Regions from separate parts of the Homo sapiens genome. Here region 1 is linked to region 2. A link is an interaction called in ENCODE POLR2A ChIA-PET data of the cell type or tissue named here. Cell type or tissue: Panc1. All regions are shown on one strand. Links, peaks and the distances in the headings refer to the core of each region. The heading gives the core; the rest is flanking DNA.

Evidence for each region. Peaks named below come from ENCODE experiments on the same cell type or tissue, not always from the same donor. Only the 100,000 strongest peaks of a DNase experiment are listed, where the experiment ranks them.
Region 1: POLR2A ChIA-PET joins it to region 2 with 6 read pairs; 3 of 35 experiments call an interaction of 5 or more read pairs at or near these places.

Annotation. Positions count from the first base shown.
Region 1 is chr18:36,318,464-36,322,855 of GRCh38, reverse strand. The region is part of intron 1 of FHOD3 (formin homology 2 domain containing 3); the gene reads right to left. Among named protein-coding and RNA genes, the nearest start is that of FHOD3, 23 kb to the right of the region's middle. In Panc1, for the core only: no CTCF peak of the experiment used is centred there; no DNase peak of the experiment used is centred there.
Region 2 is chr18:36,074,100-36,078,491 of GRCh38, reverse strand. No RefSeq gene overlaps it. Among named protein-coding and RNA genes, the nearest start is that of RPRD1A, 8.7 kb to the right of the region's middle. In Panc1, for the core only: no CTCF peak of the experiment used is centred there; a DNase peak (open chromatin) is centred at 2,431; H3K27ac peaks cover 315 bases.

The sequences.
Region 1 (4,392 bases), core at 155-4,154, 240 kb before region 2:
TGAATTAATGCCAGATCTGTTAAGACGAGGATGACCCTATCAGGGAAATGGGGAGGAGAAGGTAGAGGGATGACAAAGCCAGCAAGCACAAAGCAGCCAGGAATGCAAGGAGCTAAGGTGGACAGCAGGTAGGGACAAGACTGGACAGAAAGGACACCACCAGGTCACTAGCAGCTAAGAATGCTTCATGCTTTATGAAGGGGCACAAGGTTCCAGGTGCAGGTGATGAGCAGCAGCAGAAGGAATGACTGGCTGGATCTTGCAGCTCCAACCCACTGTGCCCACCAATCCCCCATGGAACCTGCCAACCCCGGCACCCAAACCTGCTCTTTCTTTTGGGTCCACAGGCTCCAGGATTGCCCCAGCTCCCTACTGGTGTACCTGCTCCTGCCTTACCCCTTCACCCATCCCCACAACAGAAGGGGCCTTACCTGAGATTCAGCAGAAAAGAAAACAGACAACTTACTGCCCTTCTGGAGATCCCCAAGAATGTTCCTCCCCCATAACCCTCTCGAGAGGAGGTGACTGTTCTCTGGCCTGTTCTCCTGGCTCAGTGCACCAAAGGGCCAAAAGGCCCACCTCCAGGCCTCCTGCTGCTCTTCCACTTTCTAGGGCTGTGCCATCCAGCTCTGCCATTCCTCCTCACACCTGACCTCAAGACCTGGCAACTGCTCACAGTCATCCCTCTACTCCAATTTCTCCCACCATCACAGAAGACGCCACCCTTCCAACCCACCCTCCACCTCAGTGGCCTTGCTGTTCCTCAGCCAGAGAGGGTGGTGAGAGGAGTCACGCTCACACTCCATCCCAGCTACCAACCACACAAATTCATACTCCAAACCCACCAAGAGATAGTGTCCTACAGCCAGGTGGCCCTGCCTCTGGCCATTGTCATAGGACAGCAAGGCTTCCCTGTCTCTCGGCATTCCAACAAAGGAGGCATCTGAGAACACAGGGCATCGCCTGCAGCCCCACGCCCTCCTCATGACTCACAGGACTCGGCAGAGTGAATGCAGGAAACAGAAAAGCAAGTCCTCTCCTCTGTAGATGGGAAGTGCCCCCCCTGCATATTCACCACTTGTTTCTCCAGCTGTTACAAATAGCACCACGCACGGAGGGCTCACAGCCCTGGTCACCGCTCCCAAGCACTGGGCAGTCCCCCAACCAGCCACCTGCAAGTCCCCCAAAGGAGTGTCTGCCACTCCCTCTCCCTCACATTCCCTGCACTTCACCCAGTGACTGGCATTTGGTGGGTACTCATTAGTTGATTTAAACCCAGGAGAAAGCAACACTCTATATACTCCAAAAGCACAATACATATTACCGAAGATCAGCAGCAGTCCCATTTGCAGAAAGCTCCAAGCCAGGAGAGAAAAAACAGAAATCACTTTATAAGCCCCATTATCCAGAAGTCATGCAAGCTGAGCTGTGTCCTGAGAAGAAATGGGTCCCTCCCATCTCCCCATTCCTGTCAACCCCCATACACATTACAGAGAGGGGACCCCCATCTCATTATTTACCTGACCACCTTCCTATAGCCCACACATGGGAGCACTGGGCTCAGCAAGCCCACAAGAGCACAGATGGGCCCTGGCCTCAACCTAGATAGACTATGGATGACACCACATCCCACCATGCACCTGGGCAGACACAATCACTGTCACCAGAAGAACGATGCAGAACCACACTGTTGGAAACATTTCTGTGTTCTCATTAAGAATATCTGCAGGTAAGAAAGACTACTGGATTTCCTTATGAAGTGATGCAAAAAAAAAAAAATCACAGGAAATCTCGAGAAGAGGTGGAAGGAAGGAACACTGGAGGTGTGGCCCCATTTTCTCATTTTGCAGATGAGGAAACTGAGGCCGAGGGAGATGGCACTGGTTACCTCCCAACACAGCACATACCTTGCCAATTCATTTTATTTATCATCTCTCCCACTTCAACCTAAGCTCCCTGAAGTTCAGGATTTCTGCCTGTTTTCTTCAGTGTTATTTCTCCAATGCTTAAAAGAATCCAGTGCTTAGCAGGTGCTCAATGAAAATGTGTTGAGTGAACAAAAAAATAAACACTACAGGTAATTACTCAGGTTCAGGTGCAATGCACTTTGAGGGTATCACACTGCTTCTTGACAGGTATTGATTCCAGAAAGATATACCAGGAACCCAGTCTTAAAAAGTGAAGCCCCTGCCAGGCTTTGGTATCAGGATGATGCTGGCCTCATAAAATGAGTTAGGGAGGATTCCCTCTTTTTCTATTGCTTGGAATAGTTTCAGAAGGAATGATGCCAGCTCCTCTTTTTACTCTGGTAGAATTTGGCTGTGAATCCATCTGGTCCTAGACTTCTTTTTGTTGGTAGGCTATTAATTATTGCCTCAATTTCAGAGCCTGTTATTGGTCTATTCAGGGATTCAACTTCTTCCTGGTTTAGTCTTGGGAGGGTGTATGTGTCCAGGAATTTATCCATTTCTTCTAGATTTTCTAGTTTATTTGCATAGAGGTGTTTATAGTATTCTCTGATGGTAGTTTGTATTTCTGTGGGATCGGTGGTGATATCCCCTTTATCATTTTTTATTGCATCCATTTGATTCTTCTCTCTTTTCTTCTTTATTAGTCTTACTAGCAGTCTGTCTATTTTGCTGATCTTTTCCAAAAACCAGCTCCTGGATTCATTGATTTTTTTAAAGGGTTTTTTGTGTCTCTATCTCCTTCAGTTCTGCTCTGATCTTAGTTCTTTCTTGCCTTCTGCTAGCTTTTGAATTTGTTTGCTCTTGCTTCTCTTATTCTATTGTGACATTAGGGTGTCAATTTTAGATCTTTCCTGCTTTCTCTTGTGGGCATTTAGTGCTATAAATTTCCCTCTACATACTGCTTTAAATGTGTCCCAGAGATTCTGGTATGTTATGTCTTTGTCCTCATTGGTTTCAAAGAACACCTTTATTTCTGCCTTCATTTCATTATTTACCCAGTTGTCATTCAGGAGTAGGTTGTTCAGTTCCATGTAGTTGTGTGGGTTTGAGTGAGTTTCTTAATCCTGAGTTCTAATTTGATTGCACTGTGGTCTGAGAGACAGTTTGTCATGATTTCTGTTCTTTTACATTTGCTGAGGAGTGTTTTACTTCCAATTATGTGGTCAATTTTAGAATAAGTGCGATGTGGTGCTGAAAAGAATGTATATTCTGTTGATTTGGGGTGGAGAGTCCTGTAGATGTCTATTAGGTCCGCTTGGCCCAGAGCTGAGTTCAAGTCCTGGATATCATTGCTAATTTTCTGTCTCATTGATCTGTCTAATATTGACAGTGGAGTGTTAAAGTCTCCCATTATTATTTTGTGAAAGTCTAAATCTCTTTGTAGGTCTCTAAGAACTTGCTTTATGAATCTGGGTGCTCCCATATTGGGTGCATATATATTTAGGATAGTTTGCTCTTCTTGTTGAATTGATCCCTTTATCATTATGTAATAGCCTTCTTTGTCTCTTTTGATCTTTGTTGGTTTAAAGTCTGTTTTATCAGAGACTAGGATTGCAATCCCTGCCCTTTATTTATTTATTTTTTGCTTTCCATTTGCTTGGTAGATCTTCTTCCTCCATCCCTTTATTTTGAGCCTATGTGTGTCTTTTCACGTGAGATGGGTCTCCTGAAATCAGCACACCAATGGGTCTTGACTCTTTATCCAATTTTAGGCCAATATCACTGATGAACATCGATGCAAAAATCCTCAATAAAATACTGGCAAACCGAATCCAGCAGCAAATCAAAAAGCTTATCTGCCATGATCAAGTCAGTTTCATCCCTGGAATGCAAGGCTGGTTCAACATACACAAATCAATAAATGTAATCCATCACATAAACAGAACCAACAACAAAAACCACAGGATTATCTCAATAGATACAGAAAAGGCCTTCGACAAAATTCAACAGCCCTTCCTGCTAAAAACTCCCAGTAAACTAGGTATTAATGGAATGTATCTCAAAATAACAAGGGATATTTATGACAAACCCACAGCCAATATCATCCTGAATGGGCAAAAACTAGAAGCATTCCCTTTGAAAACTGGCACAAGACAAGGATGCCCTCTCTCACCACTCCTATTCAACATAGTATTGGAAGTTCTGGCCAGGGCAATCAGGCAAGAGAAAGAAAGAAAGGAATTTCAATTAGGAAAAGAGGAAGTCAAACTGTCTCTGCAGATGACATGATTGTATATTTAGAAAATCCCATCATCTCAGCCCAAAATCTCCTTAAGCTGATAAACAACTTCAGCAAAGTCTCAGGATACAAAATCAATGTGCAAAATTCACAAGCATTCCTATACACCAACAATAGACAAACAGAGAGCCAAATCATGTGTGAACTCCCATTCACAATTACTACAAAGAGAATACAATACCT
Region 2 (4,392 bases), core at 228-4,227:
TTTTTGGTGGAGACGGGGTTTCGCTGTGTTGGCCGGGCTGGTCTCCAGCTCCTAACCGCGAGTGATCCGCCAGCCTCGGCCTCCCTAGGTGCCGGGATTGCAGACGGAGTCTGGTTCACTAAGTGCTCAATGGTGCCCAGGCTGGAGTGCAGTGGCGTGATCTCGGCTTGCTACAACCTCCACCTCCCAGCCGCCTGCCTTGGCCTCCCAAAGTGCCGAGAGTGCAGCCTCTGCCCAGCTGCCACCCTGTCTGGGAAGTGAGGAGCATCTCTGCCTGGCCGCCCATCGTCTGGGACGTGAGGAGCCCCTCTGCCTGGCTGCCCAGTCTGGAAAGTGAGGAGCGTCTCTGCCCGGCTGCCATCCCATCTAGGAAGTGAGGAGCACCTCTTCCCGGCCGCCATCCCATCTAGGAAGTGAGGAGCGTCTCTGCCCGGCCACCCATCGTCTGAGATGTGGGGAGCGCCTCTGCCCCGCCGCCCCGTCTGGGATGTGAGGAGCACCTCTGCCCGGCCGCAACCCCATCTGGGAGGTGAGGAGCGTCTCTGCCCTGCCGCCCCGTCTGAGAAGGGAGGAGACCCTCCGCCTGGCAACCGCCCCATCTGAGAAGTGAGGAGCCCCTCCGCCCGGCAGCCGCCCCATCTGAGAAGTGAGGAGCCCCTCCGCCCGGCAGCCGCCCCATCTGAGAAGTGAGGAGCCCCTCCGCCCGGCAACCACCCCGTCTGGGAAGTGAGGAGCATTTCTGCCCGGCAGCCACCCCATCCGGGAGGGAGGTGGGGGTCAGCCCCCGCCAGGCCAGCCGCCCCGTCCGGGAGGGAGGTGGGGGGTCAGCCCCCCGCCCGGCCAGCCGCCCCGTCTGGGAGGGAGGTGGGGGGGTCAGCCCCCCGCCCGGCCAGCCTCCCCGTCTGGGAGGTGAGGGGCGCCTCTGCCAGGCCGCCCCTACTGGGAAGTGAGGAGCCCCTCTGCCCGGCCAGCCGCCCCGTCCGGGAGGGAGGTGGGTGGGTCAGCCCCCCGCCTGACCAGCCGCCCCATCCGGGAGGTGAGGAGCCCCTCTGCCCGGCCGCCACCCCGTCTGGGAGGTGTACCCAACAGCTCATTGAGAATGGGCCATGATGACAATGGCGGTTTTGTGGAATAGAAAGGGGGGAAAGGTGGGGAAAAGATTGAGAAATCGGATGGTTGCCGTGTCTGTGTAGAAAGAAGTAGACATAGGAGACTTTTCATTTTGTTCTGTACTAAGAAAAATTCTTCTGCCTTGGGATCCTGTTGATCTGTGACCTTACCCCCAACCCTGTGCTCTCTGAAACATGTGCTGTGTCCACTCAGGGTTAAATGGATTAAGGGCGGTGCAAGATGTGCTTCGTTAAACAGATGTTTGAAGGCAGCATGCTCGTTAAGAGTCATCACCACTCCCTAATCTCAAGTACCCAGGGACACAAACACTGGGGAAGGCCGCAGGGTCCTCTGCCTAGGAAAACCAGAGACCTTTGTTCACTTGTTTATCTGCTGACCTTCCCTCCACTATTGTCCTATGACCCTGCCAAATCCCCCTCTGTGAGAAACACCCAAGAATGATCAATAAAAAATAAATAAATAAATAAATAAATAAATAAATAAATAAATAAACAAAAAACAAAAAAAACTAATACACAAACACACACATTAGCCTATGCCTAAACAAGGGCAGGATTATCAATATCACTGTCTTCCACCTCTACATCTTATCCCACTAGAAGATCTTCAGGGGCAGTAATATGCATGAAGCTGTCATCTCTTATAACAATGTCGTCTGAAACACCTTCTTTTTTATAAAAGACCATGAGGTCTGCAGGGGAAAGACAAAGGAGAGCTTTATTTTCTAAAAATGAGCAATCTGCAGATTGGGAGAGGAAGCCTCTGATATAAAAAGAAAGCATGCTCTGGAGAACAAAAAGGGGTTCTGGCTTAAATAGGGAAAGGTCCTGCTCCAGTCCTCAATCAGGTCCGTATACGCAAATGAGGAACTCAAACTCATTCAGTCCTGATTAGTTGAAAACAGTTGAGTCCCAATTTGGTAGTTTCCAAGCCCAAACCAGAAGTCTCTGCTGGATGCCCCTTTCAAGTGGTTGGTGGGAGTTTTCCCTACCACAGTGTCTCAGCTCAGAGAGTTTCCCTCTACAGGATCAAATGGGGTGTGACTGCCCTGCTCTCACTCACGATGGCTGTTGGGTTAGTTTCACTCCATATCCTGAAAAGCCTGCCTGAGGCTGTTTCACAGTTAACTCTTTTTCAGAAGTAGAAGTCCACTTTAAAATAAAGATAAAAACCATAGTAAATACACAAACCTGTAACAGAGTTGTTTATTATCAAGTGTTATGCACTGTACATAATTCTATGCACTAGACTTACACAACTGGCAGCACAGTAGGTTTGTTTACACCAGCATCATAACAAGCACATGAGTAATGCATTGCACAATGTTACAACAGTTACACATCACCGAGCAATAGGAAGTGTTCAGCTTCATTATAACCTTATGTGTCTGTCATTGACCAAATGTCATTAAGCAGCGCATTATACCATGTTTTGTTTATACATTCACGTTTGTTCAAATCAAATTTTATTTTATTTATTTTTTGAGACAGAGTCTTGCTCTGTCATCCAGGCTGGAGTGCAGTGGTGTGATCTTGGCTCACTGCAACTTCTGTCTCCTGGGTTCAAGCAATTCTCCTGCCTCAGCCTCCCGAGTAACTGGAATTACAAGCATGCGCCACCACTCCTGGCAAATTTTTGTATTTTTCACAGAGATGGGGTTTCGCCATGTTGGCCAGGCTGGTCTTGAACTCCTGGCCTTAAGTGATCCACTCGCCTCAGCCTCCCTAAAGTGCTGGGATTATAGACATGAGCCAGCCGAGAAAGTTCTTTATTTTGATGGTGGGGTGAAGTCAGAGTGCTGCAGGAAGAATGATGCTTGCCTGTTTAATGGATAGAAGGCAGTGGAAAATGGAATAGGAATGGATTTGGGAAATAGAGAAGTTTGGCCCTGCTGGAGATTCAAGAACATAGTGAGGGAGCTGTGGCAATGGGGCTGTAGAAAATGGTAGAACTGGATTAACATGAGCCTTGTATGCCATACTAAAAATATGGTCTTTATCTCATTTGCAAAGCGGAGCCAGTTGAGGTCCTTCTTCTGCCCCAATCAAAATATATTTATTATTTTCTCATTATACAACAAATACATGCTTGTAATAAAAAATTCAAACCATACTGAAGTATAGGTAAGGCGTGGTGGCTCACACCTGTAATCCCAGCACTTTGGGAAGCTGAGTGGGACTGACTGCTTGAGCCTACGAATTTCAGACCAGCCTGGACAACAGGGTGAAACCCTACCTCTATAACAAATACAAAACATTAGCTGGGCATGGTGGTGCATGCCTCTGCTCCCAGATATTTGGGAGGCTGAGAAGTGGGAGGATTCCCTGAGCCCAGGAGATCAAGGCTGCTGTGAGCCGTGATTGCGGCACTGCTCTCCAGCCTAGGCGACAGAACAGGAACCTGCTTCAAAAAAAAAAAAAAAAAAAAGAAAGAAAGAAAGAAAGAAAAGAAATATATACATTGGAAAGAAGAAATTGCCTGTATTCTTACCCATAGAGCTAGTCACTATTAAAAGTTTGATGTATGTTATGTATCAAAGCCCATGGGCTGGGTGCCATAGCTCACGCCTGTAACCCCAGCACGTCAGGAGGCTGAGGCTGGATGATTGCTTGAGCCCAGGAGTTGGAGACTATCCTGGGCAACACAGGGAGACCCTGTTTCTACAAAAAATTTAAAAGTTAGCTTGATGCACTGGCATATGCCTGTAGTCCCAGCTACTCTGGAGGCTGAGGTGGGAGGATTGCTTGAGCCCAGGAGGTCGAGGCTGCAGTGAACTATGATCGTGCCACTGCATTCCAGCCAGGGTGACATAGCAAGACCCTATCTTAAAAATACCAACCAAACAAACAAAAACCAAACCCACCAACCAAAGACCATAAGAACCATATAATGTTAAACAAAGTTTATTTAGTTTGCTGCAGCAAACAAGAATGAGAACACACCACAGCAACTATGGGGTGTGTTATTAAGAAGGAATTGGGAAGGGCTTATTTTAAGATTTAAGCTTGGAGGTCACTTCAAATAAATTCACATTTTTATACCTATGTATTAAGAATTAGTTCATAAATGTAATTGTTGCATCGTATATATTTTAAAAGGAAAATTGCATTTATACTTGGATATTATTTTATTTTAGGTTTTGAAATTTTTTAAAAAATGTCCAATAAATTTATTCTGATCAAAAAAAAAGATTTAAGCTTGTGTTGCGTGATTCTAAAGAGACTTTAGAGGTGCAGAGTCAGTTCTGGATTGGGTGCTGTG